Linked DNA regions of Homo sapiens: region 2 is linked to region 1. The links are chromatin loops, found by intact Hi-C in ENCODE. Cell type or tissue: heart left ventricle. All regions are shown on one strand. Links, peaks and the distances in the headings refer to the core of each region. The heading gives the core; the rest is flanking DNA. Region 1 overlaps SCYL1 (SCY1 like pseudokinase 1). Region 2 holds the start of KCNK7 (potassium two pore domain channel subfamily K member 7).

Region 1 (15,576 bases), core at 7,577-15,576:
GAAACCTGGAAGGAGAAGCTGCTGGAAACGCTGAGACCCCGTTGCCTCCTGGGCAGTGTCGGGGCAGCAGGAACTTTGTTACGTGGAGTTCTCCTCGTACGGCTGGCTCTGCCAAGCTACCCTTCTCCTTAAAGTGTACCCCATAGGAAATAGGGTTTCGGGAGCCTCCAGGAGAACATGGGAGGGCAGTGCCCAGGGGCCCCTCTTCCCATTGTTAGGTGGAGTGGTGGGGAGAACCCAGCTGCTACTCTCTTGATGTATGACCTTGGATGTGATTTAGCCTCTCTGGGCCTTGGCCCCGCTGAACCATGTGATCAGAGCACCAAGCCGGCCTCCCACGCTGGTCTGAGCTGCTCAAGGGCCATCTAGGTCCTCTTTGTCCCAAGCCAGAGGTCGCCTCTCCCCGGCCAAGCCGCGGCTATGGGGGTGGTGGTACAACAGAGAGCACAGGGACTTTGGAACACAACACTGGGTCATGACCCCTGCCTGGCCACTCTTGGCTGCTGACCTTGACCCTCTGTCTCCTCCTTTGTGAATGGGGGGAGTGACAGCATCTTTTGAAGGGTACAGCACAGGAGAGGTGCCAAACCAGTGAGTCAGACCCTCCTCTGACCGCTTCTTAGCTGTGTGACTTTGGACAAGCTCCTTGCCCTCTCTGTGCCTCAGCTTCCTTGTTGGTAAAATGTGGATTACATTAGCACCTACCTGGTAAAGTTGTGAAGAGGACTGAGATAATCTGTGTAAAGGTTTTAGCACATAATCTGTGCTCCAGAAATATGAATTGGGGGTATTATGGCCTCAAAGGGGGGTTAGGAGGACTAAAGGAGACCGTTGAGCTTACAGGCTGGTCCATTTTGGCTCAGTGGGAGGATGAGGTCTGGGAGTAAAGTGTACCTAATCCTTGCCTTCCCACGGCCTACCAGGAACTTCCTGCCCAATCCAGCCAGGGCAGGGAAACCAAGTAAGCCCCTTCACCTCTTTGATCTTCAGTTTCCTCCTCTGTGCTCACATCCTGGGTGGCGAGCAGTAGAGGCAACACTGATAAAGGGCCTGATGCCCTTAGTGATGCCTCTGCTGTCCCTAGTGGCTGCTCTCCCAGCAACAGGTCAGGTAGCCGCAATGGCAGCAACAGTCCCTAACCCACCGAGCATCTGCCGTGTGCCAGCCTGTTCTGCAGCTTTTATGTGCATTTTCTGGTTGAATCCCAGAACTATCCCGTAGATGGTAGAGCTGTTATCCCATTTTACATGGCAGGTAAGTGGGACAGTTGGGCTTTGAACCCAGGCAGCCAGGCTCCAGAGCCCATAAGGCCCATAAGCATCACTTCTCCTTGTCCTCACCCATGGCTGGGTTTGGGCTGCAACCAGGCTGATCTCTTCCCCGGGTCCCGTCCTCACTCCCCCAGATCAAAGAGCCAGCCGAGAAGCAAAAATTCTTCCAGGAGCTGAGCAAGAGCCTGGACGCATTCCCTGAGGATTTCTGTCGGCACAAGGTGCTGCCCCAGCTGCTGACCGCCTTCGAGTTCGGCAATGCTGGGGCCGTTGTCCTCACGCCCCTCTTCAAGGTGAGTGGAACTGTGGGGTCCAGAAGGCTGGCTGGGTGCACAGGAACTGCCAAAGAGAAGGCCCTGGGGTAGGGCAGGCTGTTTAGGGCAGACCCAAGCCCATATGAGCAGGAGCTTCCTGCCAGTGTCTATAAACAGGTACCTGACCAGCTGTCCCCTGGGGAGGAGAGACTCTGCCGCTAAAATCCTTTTTTCCACAAACCTCTGGCTTCACAACCCTCAGCCCTTCCTCCATTTCTCCGGGTCTGACCTGTGCACCTTGGTTCCCAGGGCCCAGGGGATTACCTACTCACCACCCCACTTTGCCCTCCTCCCTCCTGACTGCTTAGCACTCAGCTCACCTGACTTCTGGGGGCTGGATCTTCCACCCTTTCCTCAGACCCCAGCCCGCCTTTTTATGGGCACCTGGCATTCCCTGCCCTCCTCACCTTGGGGAGAACCCTTTCATCTGAAAGACTTGTCAGGAGGGGAGAAGACAACAAGCAAGTCCTGTATAGCTGAGAACCCCCAGAAATTGCAGGCAGAATTTCTGCATATGGCATAAAGGTACCTGTTTGTAGGGAGGGGCCCAGAGCTTTCATCAGCCTCCTGAAAGAGGCCTTGGCCCAGAAAGGTTAAGGGCAAGGCTGAGATGGAATATGGGTAGAGGAGCTACTGAGGAAATGCCTGCCCCCCCCTCCGCCATCACTTCATTCCCACCCTGGGATATCAGCCCCAGGAATTTAGATAAGCCCAGCAAAGTCAGCCCATTCCTGTGAGCAGCTGAACCCATCTTCCTGCCCTTTCAGGTGGGCAAGTTCCTGAGCGCTGAGGAGTATCAGCAGAAGATCATCCCTGTGGTGGTCAAGATGTTCTCATCCACTGACCGGGCCATGCGCATCCGCCTCCTGCAGCAGGTGAGGCCTCTGTACCAGACTCTGTGGTGGTCCACCCAGACCCCAACCTGGTGGCTGGGGAGGCACCTGCCCTGGCTGCACAGGGACCCCAGAAACCCCACCCCTGAACATACACACAACTGAGGGACCCAATGAGGCCAGGCTCTCAGAAAGTTGGCCACATACAGGGCTCCTTGGCAGTTTTGGGAATGGCCAGCTTGCCCAGGCTGCAGCGCTCTAATGCCCCCTCCTCTCCTGGCTCAGTCACTCTGGCCCTCTAGAGTGGGGATACAGTCTTTCTCCTGCAACCCCAGGGCAGCTGGGAGCATCAGACAAGATGGATGGGATCTAGGAAGTACCAGTGGCTCCCAGTGCCATTCCCTCTGTGACCACCAAACACACCAGTCCTCCTCGTGGCACTGTGGGCAGGTGGGGAGGAGCAGGGAAGGGGTGATACCCTCATTTATAGAAGAGGCTCAGGCTGGGCGCAGTGGCTCATGCCTGTAATCCCAGCACTTTGGGAGGGCCGAGGCAGGCAGATCACCTGAGGTCAGGAGTTTAAGACCAGCCTGGCCAACTTGGCGAAACCCCGTCTCTACTAAAAATACAAAAATTAGCCAGGTGCGGTGGTGGGTGCCTGTAATCCCAGCTGCTCAGGAGGCTGAGGCAGGAGAATTGCTTGAACCTGGGAGGCAGAGGTTTCAGTGAGCTGAGATTGCGCCACTGCACTCCAGCCTCGGTGACAGAGCAAGACTCTGTCTCAGAAAAAAAAAAAAAAAAAAAATAGAAGAGGCTCTGAGAGGGTGGCCAGATGAGCCGGACTATGAGCCAGGCCTTCCTAGCGCCCTCCTGGCCTTTCCTCACTCCTCCACCTGGGCCTGAGGCCAAACACCTGGGTGGTGGCTCAGGAGGTTGACCTGGCTGGCCAGTGCCTGCTGGGTGGAAAAGCTAAGCCAGGAGCGGTTCCATGGCTATGGGGATAGAGTGGGAAGGGCTGACCATGTTGACGCATCCCAACCTGGGCCACAGATGGAGCAGTTCATCCAGTACCTTGACGAGCCAACAGTCAACACCCAGATCTTCCCCCACGTCGTACATGGCTTCCTGGACACCAACCCTGCCATCCGGGAGCAGACGGTCAAGGTGGGTGTGGCCAGGCCCAGAGTGGCTACCCCTGGTTTTCCAAGGCTTGGAGGGGCTCACCCTAGACACAGAGGCCTTGGCTTTGGCCCATGGGTCCAAGCAGACACTGTCCTTGCTGTGTGGGTTCAGGCCGTGGGTGCAGCTCGGCAGCTGGCGGGGGAGCACGTCCTCCATTCAGCAGACAACGAGCATCTGCCTGTTCCTGGCCCAAGCCCCATGCTGGGAGGCAGCATGCATGAGGTGCCCAGCCCCCTGCACTCATGGAGCTTCCTTTCCAGGGCACAGAGGGTGGGCTTGCCAGACAATACAACAGAATTAGAAAATATGTATTGTTGGCTGGTCACGGTGGCTCACGCCCATAATCCCTGCACTTTGGGAGGCTGAGGCAAGCGGATCACCTGAGGTCAGGAGTTCGAGACCAGCCTGACCAACATGGCGAAGCCCTGTCTCTACTAAAAAGTACAAAACCATCTGGGGATGGTGGCGCATGCCTGTAATCCCAGCTACTCGGGAGGCTGAGGCAGGAGACTCAATTGAACCTGGGAGGCAGAGGTTGCAGTGAGCCGAGATCATGCCGTTGCACTCCAGCATGGGCAACAAGAGGGAAACTCTGTTTCAAAAAAAGAAAGAAAATATGCATTGTTGGAAAGTGTGGGGAGAAGAGTTTGTGGTTTTAAAAACAGTGGTCAGGGGCTGGGCGCAGTGGCTTACGCCTGTGATCCCAGCACTTTGGTAGGCCGAGGTGGGAGGATCGCTTGAGCCCAGGAGTTGGAGACCAGCCTGGTCATCATGGCCAAACCCCATCTCTACAAAAAAATACAAAAGTTAGGCGCGTATGGTGATGCACGCCTATAGTCCCAGCTACTCGGGAGGCTGAGGCAGGTAGGTAGCTTGAGCCCAGGAGGTTGAGGCTGCATTGAGCTGTGATCGTGACACTGCATTCCAGCCTGGGCAACAGAGTGAGACCTCATCTCAAAATTTAAGAAATTATTTTAGGCCGGGCCTGGTGGCCCATGCCTGTAATCCCAGCACTTTGGGAGGCCGAGGCGGGTGGATCACCTGAGGCGATGGGAGTTTGAGACCAGCCTGGCCAACATGGTAAAACATGGTAAAACCCCATCTCTACTAAAAATACAAAAAATGGCTGGGCCCGGTTGCTCACACCTGTAATCCCAGACTTTGGGAGGCTGAGGTGGGCGGATCACAAGGGCAGGAGATCAAGACCATCCTGGCTAACATGGTGAAACCCCGTCTCTACTAAAAGTACAAAAACAATCTAGCCGGGCATGGTGGTGGGCGCCTGTGGTCCCAGCTACTTGGGAGGCTGAGGCAGGAGAATGGTGTGAACCTCGGAGATGGAGCTTGCAGTGAGCCGATATCGCGCCACTGCACTCCAGCCTGGGCAACAGAGCAAGACTCCGTCTCAAAAAAATAAAATAAAATAAAAATTAAAAAAATTAGCCAGGCATGGTGGTGGGCGCCTGTAATCCTAGCCACTCAGGAGGCTGAGGCAGGAGAATTGCTTGAACCCAGGAGGCAGAGGTTGCAGTGAGTAGAGATCACACCACTGCACTCCAGCCTGGGTGACAGAGTGAGACTCTATCTCAGAAACAAAAAAGATACGGAGACGAGAGTGGCTCTGAGGCTTGTGGCCTGAGCAACTGGAAGGTTAGGAGTTGCTATTTACTGAGATGACACAAGCATGTTGGGCCCCATCTTGGCTGTTTCTGTTAGGCAGCTGGATGGAGATGTCGAGTTGGCCACTGGTTATGCATGTGTGAAATTTAGGGAAGTCTGGGCTAGGGGTATGTGCCTGGGGGTTGTCAGCTCACAAGATGGCATTGAAAGCCATGAAATGGCTGAGATCACCTAGGGCAAGAGTGTTAGATAGAAAAGAGCCCTCTAGATTGGCTCCGGGTGTGTGAACGTTAGAGTCTCAGCAAAAGGAGCAGCCAGCCAGGTCAGAGGAGAACCAGGAGGGGGTGGTGTCCTGGAAGACCAGAGACCAAAGTTTCAGGGAGGGAAAACTCAGGGGTGTCAGAACTGCTGAGGGTCAAGTTTGGTGAGGATGGAGAACTGGCTGTTGAAATTAGTACCGGGGAGGGCATCAGTGACCTCACCCTGAGCCAGTTTGGCAGAGTGTGGGGCTGTTTGTGTGAGTCTAGGTGGAGTGCCATCAGGAGAGCAGAGCAGAGGAAATGGGAAACAGGAGTGCAGACAGACTTTGGAGGTTTTGCTGTAAAGGGGGACAGAAATGGGGTCCCTTTCTTCAACATGCTGGACAGGGCCAGGCCCAGGCTGGGAGGTGGCCTTGCAGGCTTTGATGGGTGTGCTCTGGGATGAGGGCTGCCAGGAGGCTGTTCCTGCACAAGGCCCTTTGCCCGCCACAGCCCACAGTTCCCACTCATTTCTGCCCCACAGTCCATGCTGCTCCTGGCCCCAAAGCTGAACGAGGCCAACCTCAATGTGGAGCTGATGAAGCACTTTGCACGGCTACAGGCCAAGGATGAACAGGGCCCCATCCGCTGCAACACCACAGTCTGCCTGGGCAAAATCGGCTCCTACCTCAGTGCTAGCGTGAGTGTCCTGCACAACTGCTGGAGCCCGGTCCCTGTCGCAGGACCACAGCCTCCTCCAGGGCCAGGAGTCTTGTGTGTGGGGGCCTTCATTCTCCCAGAGACTTAGACCCTGCACGCTGTTGGCCCCATATCTGGGTTCCCAGAGGAGGAGTGAGTTGGCCGAAGTCACACAGTCAGGAGGGATCTGGGATCTGAATCCAGGCGTGCTTGGCCCCATGGCCTGTGTGCATCCCTTCAGCCAGGGTTTGTAAGTTCAGTTGCTTGCCGTGCCCAGACAGTTAACAGGAATGAACGGTCAGCTGGGCAGGGAGGAAGGGAGCCTGTGTCCGAGCCCTGGGGACAGCTGCTGTTGTGGTCCCATGCCCTGAGGCAGTGTGGAACCCAGTGATTTGGGAAGAGAAGCCCAGGTCCAGAGTTTTAGGTCAACTCTCCCCATTTAAGTGATTCATTCATATTTTTCAGATTCTGGGGACCTATGGGTGGTCCCATTCTGGGAAGTAAGGGCTGGTGGTTCTGGGTCCCAACATTGACCCTACACTCAGGAGCCCTCTTTCCTGCCCCATCGTAGACCAGACACAGGGTCCTTACCTCTGCCTTCAGCCGAGCCACTAGGGACCCGTTTGCACCGTCCCGGGTTGCGGGTGTCCTGGGCTTTGCTGCCACCCACAACCTCTACTCAATGAACGACTGTGCCCAGAAGATCCTGCCTGTGCTCTGCGGTCTCACTGTAGATCCTGAGAAATCCGTGCGAGACCAGGTGAGGCACAGCTGGGCCTGGGCCCTGGGCTGGGGCTGTAGGGGATGTCAGCCCCTAGCTGGCCTGGTAGGTTCTTGGGAACCCCAGAGACCCCAGCTCTGCCTCGTTACCCCACAGGCCTTCAAGGCCATTCGGAGCTTCCTGTCCAAATTGGAGTCTGTGTCGGAGGACCCGACCCAGCTGGAGGAAGTGGGTGAGTGGCTTACACTCGTGTTCCCTCTTTCCCTGCCATGTCCTTGACTGTGACCTGTTTGTGTCCCACCCCCACTGGAGTTTCTGAAAGGTCCTAGTGAGCAGACTTGACTCAGCTCCCCCTTCACAGATGGGAGAAATCAGGCCTGGAGAAAGGAGGGGTGGCTGCAGGGCACTGTCAGTTCCTGCTGTCCTGTCACCCATGGGTGCCTGACGTGCCCATACCCACCTCTCTCTCATGCCACTGCCCAGAGAAGGATGTCCATGCAGCCTCCAGCCCTGGCATGGGAGGAGCCGCAGCTAGCTGGGCAGGCTGGGCCGTGACCGGGGTCTCCTCACTCACCTCCAAGCTGATCCGTTCGCACCCAACCACTGCCCCAACAGAAACCAACATTCCCCAAAGACCCACGCCTGAAGGTGAGTGTCCTGGCCTAGCTGCATCAGTGGCTGAGAGGGCTGAGAGCTGCAGGCACCCAGGAACTCTTACTGTCTGACTCCCCCGGGGATGGTGAAGGGGATATAGGAGCTGGGTAGGCTCCAGTCACCCTGTGGGCTTCCTTGGTGCCCCTTCCCCCCAGTAGCCCCCTTCCCCTAGCAGCCTCTGCCCTGTCCCAAGACCCCCCTGAAAGCTCAGTGAGCCTCTGCTCCCCAGGAGTTCCTGCCCCAGCCCCCACCCCTGTTCCTGCCACCCCTACAACCTCAGGCCACTGGGAGACGCAGGAGGAGGACAAGGACACAGCAGAGGACAGCAGCACTGCTGACAGATGGGACGACGAAGACTGGGGCAGCCTGGAGGTGTGTGGGGCTGAGGGAGCCTCCCCAGGGGACCCCAGCTCAAATCCACAGGCTGCCATTCAGGGAGCTTCTGTGGGGCCTGGCTGGAGTTGGCCTGTCCTCATCAGCACAGCATCCCTGGCACGTAGGCCTCATGGAGTGGCCATTGTAGGCCAGAGCCAGCAGCAGGCCCCATTCAACCCCAGCGGCCCCAGGGAGCAGGCTAGGCAGATGGTGCCTGGGGCATTCCCTGAACTTCCTCACTCTTACCCACACCGTCCCCCTTTCCCCTCCTCCAGTGCCCACCCAGCCATGGGGGTCAGCAAGGAGAGGCCACTCCTGGGTCTAGAACCAGACCAGTTCTGCTTGGGGGATGGGCTCAGGTTGGGCTGAGGGAGGACTGGGGCTGTCCTCAGAATGGGGCAGAGCTGGGGGCCCAATTTCCCCATCTGGCTGACAGCAGCAGTTTCTGGCCCTCAAGGCTGTTGGAAGGGGCATCTAGATCTCATTCCCCAGCCTTAAAGAGGGGTGAGGGCAGGCCAGGGTCAGCGTCCATTTAATAGATGGGAAACAGGGCCTGAGGAGCAAATGAGGAGGAAGGCAAAAGACAGTGGTGGGGCCCGTGGCTGGGATGATGCTGGGGCGGGCTCACTTGCCCTTTAGCATGGGGTGGGAGTCAGTGGTCCCTTCCCACACTGCAGCAGGAGGCCGAGTCTGTGCTGGCCCAGCAGGACGACTGGAGCACCGGGGGCCAAGTGAGCCGTGCTAGTCAGGTGAGCTGGGTCTGGTGGGGAGGTGTGTGTATGGGGCTCTTTCCTCCTTGGGCCCAGGGCTACTTCCCCCTCCCGCTCTTCTACAGGTCAGCAACTCCGACCACAAATCCTCCAAATCCCCAGAGTCCGACTGGAGCAGCTGGGAAGCTGAGGGCTCCTGGGAACAGGGCTGGCAGGAGCCAAGCTCCCAGGAGCCACCTCCTGACGGTACACGGCTGGCCAGCGAGTATAACTGGGGTGGCCCAGAGTCCAGCGACAAGGGCGACCCCTTCGCTACCCTGTCTGCACGTCCCAGCACCCAGGTACCCAGCACAGGTCTGGCGAGAGGGTAGAGATGGTGGACCTCAGCCAGAAGTGGGCCCCACTGCAGCCCACACTTCTCTTTACAGCCGAGGCCAGACTCTTGGGGTGAGGACAACTGGGAGGGCCTCGAGACTGACAGTCGTAAGTGCTTCCCCTGGGTGGGCTGAAGACTAGGGCTCCCCGACTAGCCCGCCCCTACAGGCCCCCGGCAGGCACTGGCTGGAGAGCTGAGACCGGGGCTCCCCTTCCTGACGCCAGGACAGGTCAAGGCTGAGCTGGCCCGGAAGAAGCGCGAGGAGCGGCGGCGGGAGATGGAGGCCAAACGCGCCGAGAGGAAGGTGGCCAAGGGCCCCATGAAGCTGGGAGCCCGGAAGCTGGACTGAACCGTGGCGGTGGCCCTTCCCGGCTGCGGAGAGCCCGCCCCACAGATGTATTTATTGTACAAACCATGTGAGCCCGGCCGGCCCAGCCAGGCCATCTCACGTGTACATAATCAGAGCCACAATAAATTCTATTTCACACCCCTTGTGCCGGGCTCAGTCTAGCCCCTGGGAGGCGGCTGGGGTCTGGCGCCGCCCTGCGCAGCCCGCGCCCACGTCAGACGTGAACATCAATTTGCTTCGAAAGCCAAGGGTAAAGAGGCACGATCTGATTTATCAGTTTCTAGGAAACACCCTCTGGGAGGAAGGCAGGCAGCGCCCGCCGGAGACCTTACAACCGCCCGCTAACCGGGGAGGGGGGCCGGTAGGGGCGCCTCGGGTCTCAAGGCGCCGGGAGGGTCTGCGGGCCCTGAAGGTCCCTGGGTCCGAGCCACAAGTCGGGGCAGAAGTGAGGCCGAGCTCGCGGAAATCCCTCAGTGATCACCGAGGTCTGGGCCGAGGGCGGCGTCGGCGGCGTCAGCGGCGGCGCTGGGGAACGCAGGCCCCGTGCGGGCGGCTGCGCGCGAAGCCGGCTTTGCAGACGCAGCGGAAGGAGCCGCTGGTGTTCACGCAGCGCTCGCTCTTGCACAGCAGCCCGCGCTGGTTCAGCTCTCGGCACTCGTCGATATCTGAAGGTGAGGGCGACAGGTGCGGCTTCGCTGAGCCTCCAGGCGGCTCCTCACCACCGGCCCCGCCCCTGCCCCCACCCCCGAAGCCCGGCTCACCCACGCAGCGGGCGCGGGAGGCGTCGAGCTGGAAGCCGCCGGGACACTCGCACACGGCGCCGCCCGGCCGCGGCACGCAGCGGCCACTCACGCAGCGACACTCGTCTGAATCCTCCTCTGAACTGTCCTCATCTGCGTGGCCCGGAACAATATGGACTTCAACACTGAGCCCCGGCCAAAGGCTACCAACCCCGCCACCGCCCGACCCGGCAGCACTCACCTCTTGGGGGCTTCCCCAACAGCAGGGGGCTTGTGTCCCAGAAGGAATTGCTCTCGCTCTGCGATGTCGGGCAATGGGACCCTGGGAGGAGCAGAACTGGTCAGCGACGTCCGGGTCCCCGGGCCCTGGCCCCCATCCTCGCTCCCGGCCAACTCCTCCCCGACTGCCTTACCCGCGCCGCGCGGCGGGCACGGTCGGCATTGGGCGCCCCAGCCGCGGCCCTGGCGGCAGCAGCAGTCGTCGAAGGTGAGGGCAGGCCCGGCCAGGGGGCCAGCGCACATGCCGTCCTCTCCGCGCTGGCTCCAGCACACGTCGCGCCGCTCCGGGGCACGCTCTGCGGAAGACACCTGGCATCAGGGGAGGGGCCCAAGGCAGGAACCGCCCGCCTCCGCCCCACCCCACCTGCGCGGGGGCCACGTGACGGACAGGGCCCCGGGATCGGCCAAGGCCAACCCTCGCCCTCACCGGCCGGGCTCTCGGGGAGCTGGCAATCGCGGCCGGAGGGCCCGGGCACCCAGGGCGGGCGACACTCGCAGCGGTAGGAGCCCGGCAGGTTGACGCAGCGGCCAGGGCGGCAGGCTGCCGGGTCCTGGCACTCGTCCACGTCTACGAACAGCGAGGGGGTGGGTGGGGGCCGTCACAGCTCGGCCCGGGCCCCGCCCCTCCCGCGTACCCCACTCCCCGGCCCGGGCCTCACCCATCTCTTCCGGGCTCAGGCACTGGCGCTGCGCGGGACTGTACTCGGCAGGGGGCGTGCAGGCACAGCGGTAGCCGCCGCGCGTGTTCTCACACACTCCGTTCCGGCAGTTGGACTCGTCCAGGCACTCGTCCACGTCTGCAGGGAGGAAAAGCGTGGGTAGCAGGGGCAGGCCCGGGATGGGCGCGGTGGCGCGTGTCTCCCTGCCGCTTCCCCACGGCCGCCGGGGGGCGGAGCTCACCCACGCATTCCAGCAGGTTCCCGTCGTAGTAGAAGCCCTGCTTGCAGTAGCACTCGTAGCCAGGCTGCGTGTTCACGCACTTGCCCTCCTTGCAAATCTCCGACCCGAACAACATGCACTCGTCGATGTCTGCGGGGTGACAAACACTGGCCGCTCCGGTCCCGCAGCTGCAGCCCGGAGGCGTGGGCTGGGCGCACCACCGGAGCGAAGCCATCCCCGGGCGGGGCCTACAGGAGGGGCGGGGCCTACAGGGCGGGGCCTGCGAGGAAGGTGCGGGCGGGGCTTACCCGGCGCGGGCAGCTGACCCAGCGAGTCCCGGCGGGATCCGGGCGAGCCCAACCCGGGGTGAGAGGGCGCGGGGCGGGCGGAGCCGCAGGGCGCTTACCACGGTGGGCTGGGATGCCGTAGTTGACGATGTTGTTGTCCTGGGTGTAGCCCTTTCCGTCTGGGCAGAGGCTGTGGAACTCGGCTGCAGGGGCAGGGCGGCCGTGGGGAGGGAAGAGGCAGGACTGAGCGCGCGCGTGGGCTTAGGGCTGCAGCCCGCCGCCTATTTCCCAACTGCCAGGGGGCGCCATTTCCCACATTTGGCTTCCAGATGAAGAAACTGAAGATCTGGGAAGGGGCCTGCCCGGCTCCTGACCTGAGCTGTAGACTGGGCAGGGGTAGATTTCGCAGTGGTCGCCCCAGCCGGCCCCCAGAGAGCAGCAGCACTCCTGCTGGGTCACGTTGGTGGCCAATACGCTGTCGCAGAACACTGTGTCATCGAAGTTCAGGTAGCACTCCTTCTTGTGGTGGGGCTGCTCCACCTCTGAGGGGCAGACGGCAGCTCAGGGTTGTGCACAGACCCCCCTTGGCCCTGTCCACCCTGCCCACCCACCACAGGTCTTTCCCCCCACATTCCCTGGCTCCCCTTAGCCTCCTCCTGAGAGTTGGCTCTGTTCTCAACGTGGTGTTCTGGACCCTTCATCGTCTGGCCCCACCAGACTCCCCCAGCCAAAAGAGATTTCTTCCGGTTCCCCAAATTTAGGAGGGTGGGGCCAGGACACATCTCTGAATCCCAGCTGCAGCTCAGGGGAGTTGTCCAGTCCGAGGGAGGAGCTGGGAGGACACTCACCCTCACAACCGTGCTGGTCCTGGGTGGGAGTGAAGCCCTCATCGCAGACACACACATAGGAGCCCTGAAGGTTCTTGCAGGCCCCATGGGGAAGGCACAGGCTCGGGTCCTGGCTGCACTCATCTATGTCTGCGGGGCAAGAGTAGCGCAGCTGGAAACCCAGCCCCTCTTTCCCTGGGGCTGCACCTCAAGGGCCTCACACAAGTTCAGAACCTGAATTTCCACTTTGGTTTCAAAGTATGTACAGCAGGAAGTCTGCTGTGTCTGTGCATGTGTCTGAATGTGCATGTGGACATTAGCTGCTGTCCTTCATAACACCTTCAGTGGCTCCCACTAACCTTACAAAACCTAAAAGTATCAGAAGCCCAAATGGAAAGGCCTCAAATGCAATTGAGCTTCCGATACCTTTAGGTCTCATCACGCCTTACTCTAGACCACCCTCCACTCCCCAACTCTGTGCTCAGGGCACCCTCCCCTCCTCTGTAAACACAACTAGCTCCTTCCAGATCTCTATGCTTTGCAATTACTGCTCTTTGGTCCTGGAATGACTTCTCGTGCCTTGCCTTTCCCATGCCTAGGGAACTCCTACTTACGTTTCAGTCCAGTTCAACATTCACCTCCCCATTGCAATTAATCATTAGTCTATACCTTTCTTGGCACCCAGGACCCTGAACTGTCAGAATCAGTTTACATGTTGGCCTCCCCTAGCTGGGAGCCCTGGGTGATTGTTGATTACCTAGTACAAAGCACAGAACCTGGAAAATAGTAGGTGCTCAATAAACTTTTTTTTTTTTTTTTTTTTTTTTTGAGATGGAATCTCACTCTCTGCCCAGGCTGGAGTACAGTGGCGTGATCTCGGCTCACTGCAACCTCCGCTTCCCATCTTCAAACGATTCTTCTGCCTCAGCCTCCCGAGTAGCTGGGACTACAGGCGTGCGCCATCACGCCCGGCTAATTTTTGTATTTTTAGTAGAGATGGGGTTTCACCATATTGGCCAGGCTGGTCTTGAACTCCTAACCTCATGATCCGCCCGCCTCAGCCTCCCAAAGTGCTGGGATTACAGGCATGAGCCACCGCCCCCAGCCTGAGCCACTGCACTCAGCCTAAACTTTTGTTGGATGAATGCATGTGTATGGGTGAGTTGATGGGGAAGACCAATACATTAATATCTGTAAAGAGCTTAACAGAGTGCCTGGCACATAGTAAGCACCACGATAGCACTAACTGTCATGTTTACTGTGATCATTGTTATTCTAGGTGAAAGACTGGAAGGCTGAGCAGATGGATGGGTGGGTGAGTGGAAGGATGAATGGAAGGATGGATGGATAGAAGGATGGATGGATGGATGGATGGATGGATGGATGGATGGATGGATAGATGGATGGATGGATGGATGAAGGATGGTTGGATGGGTGGATGGATGGATGGAGAAAGGCCACAGTGTGTCTAGGGAATTACTGCTCCCTGCCACATCCCTCAGGAACCCTCAGCCAGTCCCCCATACCTTGGCATTTCCTGCCACCCACCAGCCGATGCCCCTGGGGGCAAAGACATCTGTAGGAGCCATTGGTATTGATGCAGTCACCCCCAATGCAGGCTGCAGGGAAGTCACACTCATCAATGTCTGTAGGGGATGGAAGGGGTGGAGAATCTCAGGGGCTGATCACCAACCCCAGCCTGAGGCAGCCAAAGCTTTCTCCCAGAGCCCTGGGTCAGTCCCACGCCCCTATGCCCCAACTGAGATCTGGATTAGGACTGGACCCTGGGGGGTGGGGGTCCTGGGGTAGGGAGGGACAGGTCAGCACCCCAGCTCTAAGATCCCTCACCCTCGCAGTGGCTCCGGTCCCTGGACAGATGGTAGCCAGAGAGGCACTGACACTGGAAAGATCCTGGCGTGTTGCTGCAGATGCCATTGTCACACACGTCCCCAGCCTCACACTCGTCCACATCTGCAGGGCATAGGGGGTGTCAGAGGACCAGGCTGGGTGGTCTTGGGTTTCTACTACTGTTTTCTCACTTCTGCGCATGGCCTGGAGCACCAGAGCTGAGGCCAGCAGCACTCAGAAGCACAGGCCTCACCCTGCTTCTGGGTGGCACACAGTGCCCTGACGACCAGGTCAGGTGCTGCCAGGGTCCCTAGGCCAGGTCTGATGCTAAAGAGCCTCCCCAGCCTCCCCCGCCCTCTCTCCCTGCCCCAGCCGCTTTCACTGCTGCTCCCACCCTTCCCTCACCTGCCATGGCTCCCTTTTTCCTCTGGGGATAAACTCCCTATCCTTGTTCTTCCCACTTTCTTCTGCTCATGCAGTAAAGGAACTTGACCCTCCCCCGGGACACACTTTCCTGAGGCCTCTCTGATGGAGCCAGTTGTTGCCCACATCCCAGACCCCTCCAAGCCTGAGCTCGGCCTCTGAGGTGCCGCCGGCCTCCTGCAGCCTCAGTCCTCCTGTGGCTGTCAGCACCCACCTTCCTCATTCCTCCTGCTCTGTTTTTCTCTCCATCCTGGGAGTTTCGAACATCCGCGTGGACAACCAGGTCAGCCTCTGACCTCACATTCCTGGATCTCTCGGCTTCCGTGACCTTCCCCTCACTCTCAGGGTCCCAAGGGGATTTTCATCACTCAGATCTGCTCCACCCTGGGGCCCTCAGAGGCTGCCTTCTTTCCACTGTTCTCAAGTCCTCACCTCCACCTTCTCTCTCACAGGGCTTGGTGGCCTCCCTCTCAGTCCTCCGAGCTTGCCTGACACCCCCAGACTCTGATAGTTCCCAGCTGGAGCCCAGGGCTTATCATCCCTAGGACTCCCGTCCCTGATCCATAAACACCTCTCCTTCCTCCTCACTGTCTGGCAATGCCCAGTCTCTGGTCAGAGCTGTGGCCTGTGGATCCTGGGTGCGGAGTGGGACTGGAGCAGCCACCAAGCTGAGCATGCTGGAACATACCCACAGGCTTCAGCCTCAGTCCAACAGAGCCTCGTGTGGCTGGCACCTCCCTCTCTGACTCCTCTAAAGCTTTGACTTCCATAAAGCCCCTAGGCAGCCCCATGCCCTGGGATACTTCCAAACCGCCACTGTTCTCCTGAGTCCCCTACTCAACCCAGGCCCTTCACTGTGTATTGAGAGAATTAAAGGTAATCCCCCTTAACCCACTGAACATCGTTATCTACATCCATTCCCCTCCTGCTCCTGTTACAGCAAGAGATGT
Region 2 (12,057 bases), core at 4,017-12,016, 52 kb after region 1:
ACCTGTGCCAGATCCGCGCCTTCTGCACCGGGCAGGAGCTGCAGCTGGTACAACTGGAGGGCGGCGGCGGCGCCGGCACGTACCGCGTGGGCAGCGCCCAGCCCAGCCCGCCCGACGACCTGGACGCCGGAGGCCTGGCGCAGCGGCTGCGCGGTCACGGGGCCGAGGGGCCCCAGGAGCCCAAGGAGGCCGCAGACCGCGCAGACGGGGCGGCCCCGGGGGTGGCCTCCAGGAACGCGGTCGCGGGCCGCGCCTCCAAGGACGGCGGGGCCGAGGCCCCCCGAGAGTCGCGACCCGCGGAGGTCCCGGCCGAGGGGCTGGTGAACGGGGCGGGGGCACCGGGCGGCGGCGGCGTGAGGCTGCGACGGCCCTCGGTCAACGGGGAGCCCGGGTCGGTGCCCCCGCCCCGCGCGCACGGCTCCTTCTCCCACGTGCGCGACGCGGACCTGCTCAAGAAGAGGCGCTCGCGGCTGCGGAACAGCAGCTCGTTCTCGATGGACGATCCGGACGCGGGAGCCATGGGAGCTGCGGCTGCAGTGAGTGTCAAGGTCCTTCTTTCTTCCCCCGCCGCAGCGCGGGGTCCCGGGAAGATGGGCAGAGAACGGGCGAGCCCCCAAGGGGCCCCAAGGACAGAGCTGGCGCGAGGGTGACGGTTTCAGAGTGGCGGGGCTCGGCTGGACCCAGGAGGGGCTATCTGATCAGAGGGACCCTGGTGCTGTGGAAGAGTCCTCTGGTGTGGTAGTGAGCTCCTCATTAGGGGACGCATTTGAGCCAAGGCCCACCAGGCAGGGTCCCCAGCTTTGCGGCCAGCCTGGGATAAGTGCTGAGGGTTTTTAGTGCTTGGCACTTGGTGTGGGGAATCAGGCTGCAGAAGTTCCCGGAGCATCCACGTTCCTGGCACTCTGCCCAGTGCTTGGTAGGCTGGAAGGTGGGTTTGGGCATTTCTTTCCCTGCAGGTGGCTCATCGTTAACCAGCAGCCACCCTGCCCCATGAGCTGGGTGCAGACTATCTGTACTCAAGGGGGATTCTCCAGGGCCTCCCAGCCCCAGGACTCTGGCGTACATCTTTAACCCCAGATGCTGGAGACCAGTCTCCTCTTTTCTTACAATGGAAGGTTGGAGATGTGAGATCGTGAGGGCCCGTGTCCCTGCTGTCATCCCCTATGGGTTGTAGGTCATCTCCTAGAGTGTCGTGTCACTGTGCTGAAGGGGACATGGTCCCAGAAAGAGCAGGGATTTGCTCAGTGACCCACAGCTGCTGGAGTCCAGGACACGGGCTTTCCAGCTGGAGTCCCAGCACTGCCCCATCCTGCCTGTCAACCAAGGGGCAGCTCTGCCAGGCTGCTGCAAACCTTCAGCTGTCCAGGAATGACCCCTGCATTTGAAGGAAAGGAGTGAATTCATTGGGAAAGTCTTTCTGGAAGAAGCCACCATTTGAGCTAGGTTGATAAGATGGCCAGGTTTTTCCCAGGTGAAAAATGAGTGGGGTTCTCAAATGGTGGGAACTGCATTAGCAAAAATGTGGCAGCAGGAAAGTTTAGGCCTCGTTTAGGGAACTGCCAGCCATCTCCCGGAAGGTCCATAAGTGGCAATGAGGCCAGGCTGAGAGCAGGAGTCCTGGGTGTAGGGTCAGAGGCACAAGCATTGAGCCTGTGAGTGAGAGACAGAGGGCATGGGTGACACCCACCTGTGGAAGATGTGATACGCAGGAGTCAAGAGGACAAGGCCAGCTTTGGCCCATCTGTTGGCCTCATTAATGTGTGTCAGTGGCTCTTTAAATCTTAAAGGGGAGGTGCCCCCTCTGGGCCCAAGTTCCAGCATCTGGTGTTTCCAAGTCAGGCCTTCCCCCAGCTCTTGTCTCACAGGAGATATCTGACCCATAGGGCTGGAGGGGACTCCTCATTGGCCACCCCCCTCCCCCATGCCCATTGTGTGCAGTGGGAGGTGGTCTGGCCTGGCCCGGCCCTTGGGAGCTCCCAAAGTCCTGGTCTTCCTGGAGGAGGGGCCAGGCATGAGGGTATTGAAAGAGGAATTTGAGGCCGGGCACCGTGGCTCATACTTGTAATCCCAGCACTTTGGGAGGCAGAGGTGGGCAGATCACGAGGTCAGGAGATCAAGACCATCCTGGCCAACATGGTGAAACCCCGTCTCTAATAAAATACAAAAAATTAGCCGGGCATGGTGGTACAGGCCTGTAGTCCCAGCTACTCAGGAGGCTGAGGCAGGGGAATTGTTTGAACCCCGGAGGCGGAGGTCTCAGTGAGCCGAGATTGTGCCACTGCACTCCAGCCTGGCAACAGAGCAAGACTCCGTCTCAAAAAAAAAAAAAAAAGAGGAATTTGAGTTAGACATGAGGAAGCACTGGAATTCCCACGAGGCCTGGCATGCGGAAGCTCTGCGCTGCTGAGGCTGGATTTCTCCACTCTCCTGCTTCTGCCTGTCCCGTCAGCTCAGCACTCTTTATGTGCCTGGCCTGCCCATGGACTCTTAGGGTGTGTATGAAAGCATTTTGCAAGGTGGCATTGAGGCCCCCTGCAAGTTGCTGTCAAAAAAGGGGAGATGTGTGTTTCCCTAGATTCCTTTCTAGAAGCCCTGCAGCTCCCAGGTCACACAGGGCTGGGCTTTCTCCCATTTTACATACAAGGACACAAACAGAGGCCCCAAGGGTGTGACTGGCCCCAAGGCACACAGCAAGTTGGTGGCCAAGCTTGGGAACAAACTGCTGGGTTAGACAACCCTGGGCCCTAGACCAGACCCTTTAGGAGCCTCATCTCTGACCCTCAGTTTCCTCATCTGTAAAGTGGGGAGGGTCGTGGTCCCTGCCTCACAGGGCTGTTGGGAGGATTCAGTGAGTCAGTGCACATAAAGTGCTTTAAGTGCCCGGCACAGAAACACTTGGTAGATATTAGCTGCTGTTATTAGTCAGTGTACCTTGACTGTATTTTTTGGGCCCAGCTCTGTATAAGGGGGAGACATGGGAAACCAGCAGCTGTGACGGGGTGAGTGGGGGTTGGAGCTGTGATGGGGGAGGCCATGGGAGCAGCATCTGCCCAGCCTGGGGATCAGAGGAGGCTTCTGGAGACATGGAAGTCAGGGAGGGAGGCGGGAAGAGTGTGGGGGCCCCGGCAGGGGGGTCTCTGGAGGAAGTAGGGCTGGGCTGGGTCGTGGAGGTCACGTTGGTACCAGGCAGCCCAAGATGGAAGCTGACTCCAGGCTGAGAAAGCTATTTTGGGAACTGAAAGTCGGCCACTGTGGCCAGGGGGCGGTGTCTAGGCGTGGCTCAGGGTGGTAGGAACATTGAGGCTGGGGCCGCCTGAGGCTTTGGCATGAGGCTGGGGGGCTGAGGAGAGATGTGAAACAGTTACACCGGGGGTGAAGGTGTCAGAGAGGCCTCTCAGTTTCAGCTTGAGTCAGCAGGCAGGCCATGGTGGTGGCTGGTGGGGAAGTCACCACTGCCCCAGGCCAGAGAGGATTGCCTCTGAGCCAGGGATGTCCAGGGCTGCCTCTGAGAGAGGTACAGGTGGGAGTGGACACGGGCAGGTCAACCACTGTCCCTGCCCCATGACCCCGACACAGGTCAGATGACCCAGATGTGGGGGGCCAGGGCAGGAGCAGTTGAGGGGCCAGGCTATCAGCTGAGTCGAAAGTTGGGGACCCCCAGGGCTGACAGTCCCAACAAGTCACTAGGGGCGGGCAGGTACATGGGGTCAGCCCTGCCCTTCCAAGCTAAAATTCAAAGATCCAGCCAGCCTGGCTTGTCCTGTGTGTGTGAGCATGCAGCAGCCGCTCCTGGGTGTGGGAACTGAAAAGGCAGCAGGGCACCCCCTTTTGGCCAGGAGGTGGAGGTGCTGGCTCAGGAGGGTCCAGGTCTGGGGAGCCCTGAGGACAGAAGGGGAGGGAGCCTGGTGGGGCCTCTGCAGGAGGCAGGGCTGGGCTGGGTCACACGGATGGGGCCATGTGGGGCAGTGCAATGGTCACTGCATGGGGCCCTGGCCATGACGGAGAAGCCAGCACTAGGTGACAGAAGTCAGAGGTGGCCTGAGGGAATTCCATGGAAGAGGAGTCGAGGCCGGGCGTGGTGGCTCACACCTGTAATCCCAGCACTTTGGGAGGCCAAAGTGAGCAGATCACCTGAGGTCAGGAGTTCGAGACCAGCCTGGCCAACATGGTGAAACCCCGTCTCTACTAAAAATACAAAAATTAGCTGGGCGTGATGGCGGGTGGCTACTTGGGAGGCTGAGGCAGGAGAATCACCTGAACCAGGAGGTGGAGGTTGCAGTGAGCCATGATCCTGCCACTGCACTCCAGCCAGGGCGACAGAGCGAATCTCCATCTCAAAAAAAGAGAGTAGGGAGGAAAGGCCTGGGCTGGGCCCTTCACAGGCTCTCATCCTGTGAGGCCGGAGCTCAGCCCAGCCCCAGGAGGGGAATTGGGAGGCTCGGAGCCTGGGTGTGGATGGGCCCAGGGCCACAGGGCCAGGAAGGATGAAGGCTGTGGCCTTTGCTTGAGGAGGCATTTCTCTTGGAAGGAGGTGGGCCCGGGGGTTCTGTGCATGCAGGACTAGAGGAGGGGCAGGGGCGGGCAGGAGCTGGGGTCAAGGACCCCTCCTCCCCTCTGTATGAGTGGCTCTGGCTGGCCCCAGGCCCAGGCTGGTGGGAAACCCCTCCCAGCCCTCACTGGCCCCTTCTTCCACAGGAAGGCCAGGCCCCTGACCCCAGCCCTGCCCCAGGCCCACCCACAGCTGCAGACTCTCAACAGCCCCCTGGTGAGTAGCAGGAGTGGTGACCATCTCAGTTCAGGCTGCTCACAAAGCCTGGACTGGGGACTTCCTGGGGGTGGGTGGTGGTTAGGGGGTGCCTTATCATCATCTCTGTCTGCAGGTGGGAGTTCCCCCTCGGAGGAACCACCCCCAAGCCCAGGGGAGGAGGCTGGGCTGGTAAGGAGGGCTAAGTGGGAGGAGCTGATGGGTGAGCACCACCTATTCAGGGCCTGGGCTGAGTCCACCCTGTTCTCTGCCTTTTCCACCCCCAGCAACGGTTCCAGGACACAAGTCAGTACGTGTGTGCAGAGCTGCAGGCCCTGGAACAGGAGCAGAGGCAGATAGATGGGCGGGCGGCTGAGGTGGAGATGCAGCTGAGGAGCCTCATGGAGTCAGGTGGGGCATACATCTAGGGATCCCTTCCCCAACACATGCCACTAGGTCTGTCCAGCCCTGCAGCTGTTCCTGACCTTGGGAGGAGCTGGGAGGAGGCACGGCTGGCATCAGCGTTCCCATTTTACAGCCAGGCATGCTGAGGCCCTGAAGTGGCTTCCTCGAGGCACACAGTTCTGGCTTCTGGGATGTCACAAGGGAGCAAACCCCCTCCCCCAACCCCCAGCTGCCCTACCCTGACACGGGGCAGGGGGCAGGCCTGGTGACTGTCCCTGTCCAATGCAGGTGCCAACAAGCTGCAGGAGGAGGTGCTGATCCAGGAGTGGTTCACCCTGGTCAACAAGAAGAACGCTCTCATCCGGAGGCAGGACCAGCTGCAGCTGCTGTGAGTGCTGGCCCCGGGCCAGGAGAGCAGAGGGACTCTTAGCTACTTTGGTTAGAGTTCTTCACTACTTTCTTATTCCTACAGAGATCTTTTTGACAAACGATTCCTCTTCCATCTTACTGTTTTTGTCCTAAACAAATTGCTGTTTAAAGTGTAAAACTGGCCAGGCACGGTGTCTCATGCCTGTAATCCCAGCACCTGGGGAGGCCGAGGCAGGCGGATCATCTGAGGTCAGGAGTTCAAGACCAGCCAACATGGTGAAACCCCATCTCTACTAAAAATACAAAAATTAGCCAAGTATGGTGGCACGCGCCTGTAATCCCAGCAACTTGGAAGGCTGAGGCAGGAGAATCGCTTGAACCTGGGAGGCAGAGGTTGCAGTGAGCCAAGATCAGACCATTACACTCTAGTCTGGGCAAAAGAGTGAGACTCTGTCTCAAAAAATAAAAATTAAAACAAAAATTAAGGGTAAAACTCTTAAATTAGAACTATTTTTACTAATAAGAAAACCGGCCGGGCGCGGTGGCTCACGCCTGTAATCCCAGCACTTTGGGAGGCCGAGGCGGGCAGATCACAAGGTCAGGAGATTGAGACCATCTGGCTAACACAGTGAAACCCCGTCTCTACTAAAAATACAAAACATTAGCCAGGCCTGGTGGCGGGCGCCTGTAGTTCCAGCTTCTGGGAAGGCTGAGGCAGGAGAATCGCTTGAACCCTCCTGGGGTTGAGAGATTGCAGTGAGCCGAGATCGTGCCACTGCACTCCAGCCTTTACAGTAAGGAAAACAGAAGCCCAGAGAGATCTGATCTGGTTCCCATGTGGGGTCCGAAGCCACTCTGCGGCCATTGCCTTTGTCATCCTGCAGGGTGGAGACAGCTTTGCCTCCCTTTTGCGTTTGGGATTTTTCAGAATAACTGTAGCCAGTGCTTCCTGTTTATGAGTACTGTTCATCCAAATAATCCTTCGGGGGTCCTTCTGGGGGGTGTGTGGGAGGAGCAACACAAACACCCAGCAATTGGAGAAAACAGAAGAAAAGCGATAATGTGGTCTGGAGACTAGAGGATAGCTCTGCGGTCAGCCCTGCCCTCGGGAACTGCTGGGGAGGTGGGATGGGGTCAGGGAGTGGCCAGAGCCCTGGGCACTCTCTCCCTACGCCCCTTTTCCTGAACTGCCACCCCCCCGCCACCCACCCCCCGCCACCTTCCAGCATGGAGGAGCAGGACTTGGAGCGAAGGTTCGAGCTGCTGAGCCGCGAGCTGCGGGCCATGCTGGCCATCGAAGGTGGGACATGGGCTCAGGGGCCGGGAGGCAAGACAGAGCCAGGGTGGAGGCGGCACAGCCCTGGGCCCGCGCCTCCTGACGCTTAGCCGCTTCGACCCTCAGACTGGCAGAAAACGTCCGCTCAGCAGCACCGAGAGCAGCTCCTACTGGAGGAGCTGGTGTCGCTGGTGAACCAGCGCGATGAGCTAGTCCGGGACCTGGACCACAAGGAGCGGATGTGAGTGGCGCTGGGCGGCGCTGGGAGTTGGGAGGGTCCGGGACTTGCTCCCGCAGAGGGCTGCGTGTGGACCCCGCCCAACGGAGCGCTGACTCGAACCCGTTCTCCCCAGCGCCCTGGAGGAGGACGAGCGCCTGGAGCGCGGCCTGGAACAGCGGCGCCGCAAGCTGAGCCGGCAGTTGAGCCGGCGGGAGCGCTGCGTGCTGAGCTGAGGCCGCCGGCCCGGGTGGCCCATAACTTCTCGCGTCCCCGGCGTCCGCCGCCGCCCCGGGCCTGCGCTGCGGACGACCCGGCCGTCCCGGAGGCCGCGCGCGTGTCCGCTAGGGGCCGCCGGCGCCCTTCCCCGTACAGGGCAGGGCGGATCCCCGACCCCACGGGCGGGGCGGCCGCCGTATTTATTTGTCACCGAGGGTGTGTGCGCGCTCGCGGCGGGTGCGGGGTCCTCCCCGACGGCACGGCCGGGCCGGCGGCCTCGGGGAGAGGGATGCCTGGGCACTACCGCCCCGCGCTGGCTTGCCCTCCTGTTCTCCAGAGCAATAAAGTTGGACGAGACTACCCCAGCGCCGGCCTTTTCTCCGCTCCACCTGGGCTCTCAATAGGCGGAGGGGAGTGCGCCGAGGCTGAGGCGGGCGGCTCTGCCATCCTAAGCCGGAAGGTGCGGTTTCGAGGTTCCCAGGGCCAGCGGAGGCTGGACCTCGGCCTTCCCGGGATGGTGGCCGGTGGCTCAGGGAAGTCCCATTCGAAATAGTTGAAAATAGCCGAAGTCGTTGCTCATTTTATGATTAACAGTATCCTCTGAGGCCTCCCGCCCACCCTCACCGCGGCTCCATCTCCAGATTCTTCCCCAGCCACTCCTGGCTGCTTCCTCCTCAGGTGCCGCCACCTTACGGAGCTGAACTCGGTCACCTGACGCTTCAGCAAGCAGGGGCTTGTCCTGAAGCTGGGGCCGCGGGCGGCAGGGTGCTCAGAGCCAGTTCATCCTGCCCTAGGATGCCACCTTGGTCCTCAGCAGTCACAGGACCACTGGGTCTGAAGAACTTCCCCATGGCACGGACCTGCGGCAGCTCAGAGAAGGTCTCCACTGCCAGCAGCATGGCCAAGAGTCCTAGAAGCAAGTAACCTGGGGAGGAGAAGGTGCTGGGGCAGCGCCTGGGTTCTGGTGATGCTCCCCGCCCACCTCCCAGCGCAGTGACTTGCCCTGGCAACTGGCACCACTCACCCCCTTCTCAACGCTGCCACCAGAGCTCTTCGACTACCCCTCCCACGCCGTGCCCTGGAGTGAGGTCCCTCCACCTGCAAGGCCCAGCCCCCCAGTGATTTATGGGAGTCCTAGTCCAGGCTCCTCTTCCCCCTTCCCCCACACGCTGTTAGGTGGCTGGACTTACCAAGAAGTGCGAGCTGGCCCAGGTGGTAAATCACGGGGTGCAGGCTGCGGCCGCGGCCGGGCAGCAAGTCCTCCAGGCCAATGGTGCTGAGCGAGCTGAAGCAGAAGTAGACGGCCCCCAGCAGGCTGCAGTCGCCCTGAAGGCCCCACAGCACCAGCGCTGGCAGCAGCACAAAGCTGCTGGCCACCAGCAGTCCCAGTGCAACTGCCTGCAGCAGCGCAGCCCTGGCCGGTGACAGCTGCCAGTGGACCGCTACCCAGGCACGTGGGCGGCTGAGCACAGGCAGCAGGCAATGGCGCAGGGTGGCCACGAGAGCTAAGGAGGCTGGCAGCCCCAGGGCTGCATAGACCATGCAGAAGGCCTTTCCGCCTGGCGATAGTGGGGCCATGTGGCCATAACCTGGAGAAGAGAGAGTCAGTGGACAGTGAGAGCTCTGAGTGCCATGTCTGCTGGGGTCCCTGCCTACCCCAATACTGCCTTCCGCAGAAGGCTGCCCTCTGGTGGCCTTGAACTGGCCAGGCCCAGGTTCTAGCTGGCTCTGCTCCTCTTCGTCAGGGGATCCCTTACCCTCTCTAGGCCATTCTTTTCTTTTTTGGAAAATGAAAGGATGAAAGAAGACAGTTCCTCAGGCCTTTTGTAGCTGGGACAATTCTGAGAACTGCGCTGCCCTTAACAGATACTCCCGATTCCACAGCTGGTGGAATATCATCCACTCTTTCCCCAAATGTGTGTCATGTCCTGTGTGCCAGGCTTTGTACTGGGATCTGAATCAGCCCAGGCCCTGCCCCTTCTGGTGGGGGAGTCGGGCAGGCAAATCATGAAGGGCTGCAAAGAGGCAGCATGGGCGAGAGAGGGCATGTGCCAGGCGGGGAGGGGTGGGAGTGCGGGGTGTGCTGGGAGAACAGGATCAGCTAATACAGAGCTGCAAACGCACATGCCTACCGGAGCCAGATGGGAGACAAACAGGAGTGGTGGGGACAGGGGTACACTGGAAAGTGTGAGCTGTATCCAAAGGGCAGGCCCCATTCTGCTCCAGTCAGGATGTTGCCTTGCAGGGATTCTGGCTCAGTGTGAGTGGGTTTCCTGATTTTCCAAAAGAAGTTGGAAATATGAGCTGGGCACAGTGGCTCACACCTGTAATCCCAACACTTTGGGAGGCTGAGGCAGGTGGATCACTTGAGGTCAGGAGTTTGAGAACAGCCTGGCCAACATGGCAAAACCCCGTCTCTACTAAAAACACAAAAATTAGCCGGGCATGGTGGTGCATGCCTGTAGTCCCAGCTACTCAGGAGGCTGAGGCAGGAGAATTGCTAGAACCCGGGAGGTGGAGGTTGCAGTGAGCCAAGATCGCACCACCGCACCCCAGCCTGGGTGACAGGGTCAGACACCGTTTCAAAAAAAAAAAAAGTTGGAAATACAAATTCCAATTCAAAAAATACTGAGACACTTTGTGGGGCAAAAAATACGAAAACCCAGGGCTGTGGGTCTCATTGCTGCTTTTCCCTGGGCCTGTGCCCACGCGATTTCTCTGCAGGACTCCCTCATCCCTGTCTGTGCCCTCCTGATCCACAAGCATCTCATGCCGACTTCCTCCCCTATCTTCCCTCACTCCCCCACCCGAGGCCATGGTCCTGATCTGTCCTTCCCAGGTTCATTCTATTTGCTTCCATCCAAGAATCCATCCCACTGTATTGTATCCCCTATCTGGCCACAGGCTGTGGCATCTGGGCAGCTCTCCTGGGTCTCAAAGGGTGCCTGGGGTGGGACTGGGGAGGCCACACCCTTCCTGGCAGTTGAAGTGGAGGCACCAGTTGGGGTGTGTTGGTGGGGAGCCCCAGCTGTGATGTCAGGCCTCACAGGGCCTGGGCTCCATCTGGCTCTTTGGGGCTGAAGGAAGGGCTGCATGAACCCCAAAGCCCCCAGGGAGCCATGGCCTCTTGGAGCCGCACCCCCCGACTTGGCTGCCTGGCTCTCTTACCTGTGGTGGTGAGGATGCTGGCAGCGAAGAGCAGGGCTGAGGGAAGGTCCCAGGTCCTGCCCTCTGAGCTGTTGCCCAGGGTGGAGACCCCATGGGCCTGGGTGGCCAGGGCAGTGCCCAGCAGCTCTTCCAGAGCTCCGGGTGGCAGGCAGGCCCTATGCTCTGCCTGGAAGGCTGCCAGCTCTGCCCTGAGCTCAGCCTGAAGCCTGCATGCAGGAGGCCCCTCCAGGGCCTGGAACACCACAGCCCCAAGCCCCAGGGCCAGCAAGTGGGCCACAACCAGGAGCCCGTATCGGGACCAGGGCCTTAGACCCCCCATGGCAGGCCGCTGGGGTGCTGTGGGAACTGGCGGCTCCACCTCAGGCACCTGGGAGGGGCTGGGCAGGGCGGGGCCAGGAGGAGGTGCTGTGTGGGTGGCTGGGACCCGGCTGGGATGGCTGGGGTGGCTGGGGTGTGAACAGGAGGGAGGTGAGCTGCATCACCCTTCCCAGGTCCTGGAGGCAAGACATTTGCCCATTTCACAGCAGCTGGGATGGTGGGGATGGGTGGAGGAAGGCGGCTGCGGTGAGGGGAGGAGGCGGAGGAAGCTGAAGCCTAGAGAGGACCTCACACTTATTCAAGGTCCTGCTCACTCAGGCACCCATACCACATTCATTCATTCATTCATTCATTCAAGTGCTTAGGGAAGAGGACAGGCACAGGTCCTTTCCTTCCTGGTGTTTACACAAGAAACCTCTTAGCAAAGAAACATGGCAACCTCACATTGTCATGAGTTCCATGAAGGAAACACCCTGGGTGATGGGAGAGCTCTGCGGGGAGCGGGGGGGTTATCTCACTGGGAAAGCTCTGCTAAGGAGGTGATATTTCAGCTGGGGAGTAAGAGGCCAGTGAAGGTAGGAATGAGCTTGGGGTGTGAGAGGAACAGAGGGCTGGCTGTGGCAGGGGAGAGTTGGGGGTGAAGGGGGGATAAGGACACAGGCCCTTGAGGATAAATGTGGTCCAGGGAGACCTACGCTGGGCTACTGTAGGCGTCATGGATGGAGTGATTTTGGCCTGGGTGGTGTGGTGGGAGAGGAATGGTGGCAGCTGGGAAGGATCAGGTGGGGGTGGGAGGTGGGGAGAGGACTCCAGGGTGCCCAGAGCACCCGGGCAGATGATACCCTTGCGCCCGATTGCCAGTTCTTCCTGAGAACGCTTTGTGCCTGCCCTCCTGACTCCCTGCCCCTGAACTGCAGACACAGAGTCTGGGCTGCCATGGGGCACCTGGGAGAGGGGAAGGGGGAGCCTGGGTTCCAACTCCTCTAACGTCAGAGGGGCTGAGGACAGAGGCCAAGGAAGGGACCCAGCCCTAGGGTATGGTGTGGGAGTGCCAGAGCCCCCATGGCAGTGTGAAGAGAATGGACAGAGGCCGAGGGAGGGACCCTGCCCTAGGGTATGGTGTGGGAGTGCCAGAGCCCCCATGGCAGTGTGAAGAGAACTGTCAGGGGTGCCAGATGCCATGGCAAGTCACCATACTGGGAGGTGGGTGGAACTTACTACTCTTTTTTTTGAGATGGAGTCTCGCTCTGTCGCCCAGGCTGGAGTGCAGTGGTGCAATCTCGGCTCACTCAACCTTCGCCGCCCGGGTTCAAGCTATTCTCCTGCCTCAGCCTCCCAAGT

Evidence for each region. A loop is a pair of places that touch in the nucleus more often than their neighbours do. Peaks named below come from ENCODE experiments on the same cell type or tissue, not always from the same donor. Only the 100,000 strongest peaks of a DNase experiment are listed, where the experiment ranks them.
Region 2: a loop joins it to region 1, with 4 times the contacts of the local background. A loop is called at or near these places in 63 of 110 quality-filtered maps.

The regions. Positions count from the first base shown.
Region 1 is chr11:65,529,224-65,544,799 of GRCh38, forward strand. SCYL1 (SCY1 like pseudokinase 1) reads left to right here. Exons shown (of 18, transcript NM_020680.4): 7 at 1,406-1,564; 8 at 2,353-2,460; 9 at 3,469-3,582; 10 at 6,004-6,159; 11 at 6,730-6,918; 12 at 7,036-7,111; 13 at 7,363-7,527; 14 at 7,763-7,905; 15 at 8,586-8,657; 16 at 8,744-8,959; 17 at 9,047-9,101; 18 at 9,219-9,481. The coding sequence ends at 9,343. LTBP3 (latent transforming growth factor beta binding protein 3) reads right to left here. Exons shown (of 28, transcript NM_001130144.3): 17 at 14,204-14,326; 18 at 13,882-14,001; 19 at 12,377-12,505; 20 at 11,903-12,070; 21 at 11,648-11,731; 22 at 11,263-11,391; 23 at 11,022-11,159; 24 at 10,790-10,930; 25 at 10,497-10,658; 26 at 10,325-10,405; 27 at 10,105-10,236; 28 at 9,336-10,008. The coding sequence ends at 9,857. Among named protein-coding and RNA genes, the nearest start is that of SCYL1, 12 kb to the left of the region's middle. RefSeq lists silencers at 1,059-1,227, 10,646-10,845, 10,896-11,655 and enhancers at 8,781-9,285, 9,286-9,789, 11,395-11,689, 11,906-11,955. In heart left ventricle, for the core only: CTCF peaks have their summits at 11,062, 11,817 and 12,027; DNase peaks (open chromatin) are centred at 9,239, 10,485, 11,208 and 11,558; H3K4me3 peaks cover 1,746 bases; H3K27ac peaks cover 2,241 bases.
Region 2 is chr11:65,585,056-65,597,112 of GRCh38, forward strand. It overlaps EHBP1L1 (EH domain binding protein 1 like 1), which reads left to right. Exons shown (of 19, transcript NM_001099409.3): 12 at 1-536; 13 at 4,696-4,765; 14 at 4,881-4,936; 15 at 5,032-5,155; 16 at 5,438-5,537; 17 at 6,745-6,818; 18 at 6,921-7,035; 19 at 7,148-7,595. The coding sequence ends at 7,247. KCNK7 (potassium two pore domain channel subfamily K member 7) reads right to left here and starts at 10,745. Exons shown (of 3, transcript NM_033347.2): 1 at 10,399-10,745; 2 at 8,421-8,819; 3 at 7,781-8,155. The coding sequence starts at 10,717. The coding sequence ends at 7,950. RefSeq lists enhancers at 2,898-3,418, 3,312-3,511, 3,419-3,938, 4,071-4,572. In heart left ventricle, for the core only: CTCF peaks have their summits at 7,340 (motif pointing right) and 8,918 (motif pointing left); DNase peaks (open chromatin) are centred at 5,544, 7,040, 8,678, 8,896 and 1 weaker place; H3K4me3 peaks cover 856 bases; H3K27ac peaks cover 1,271 bases.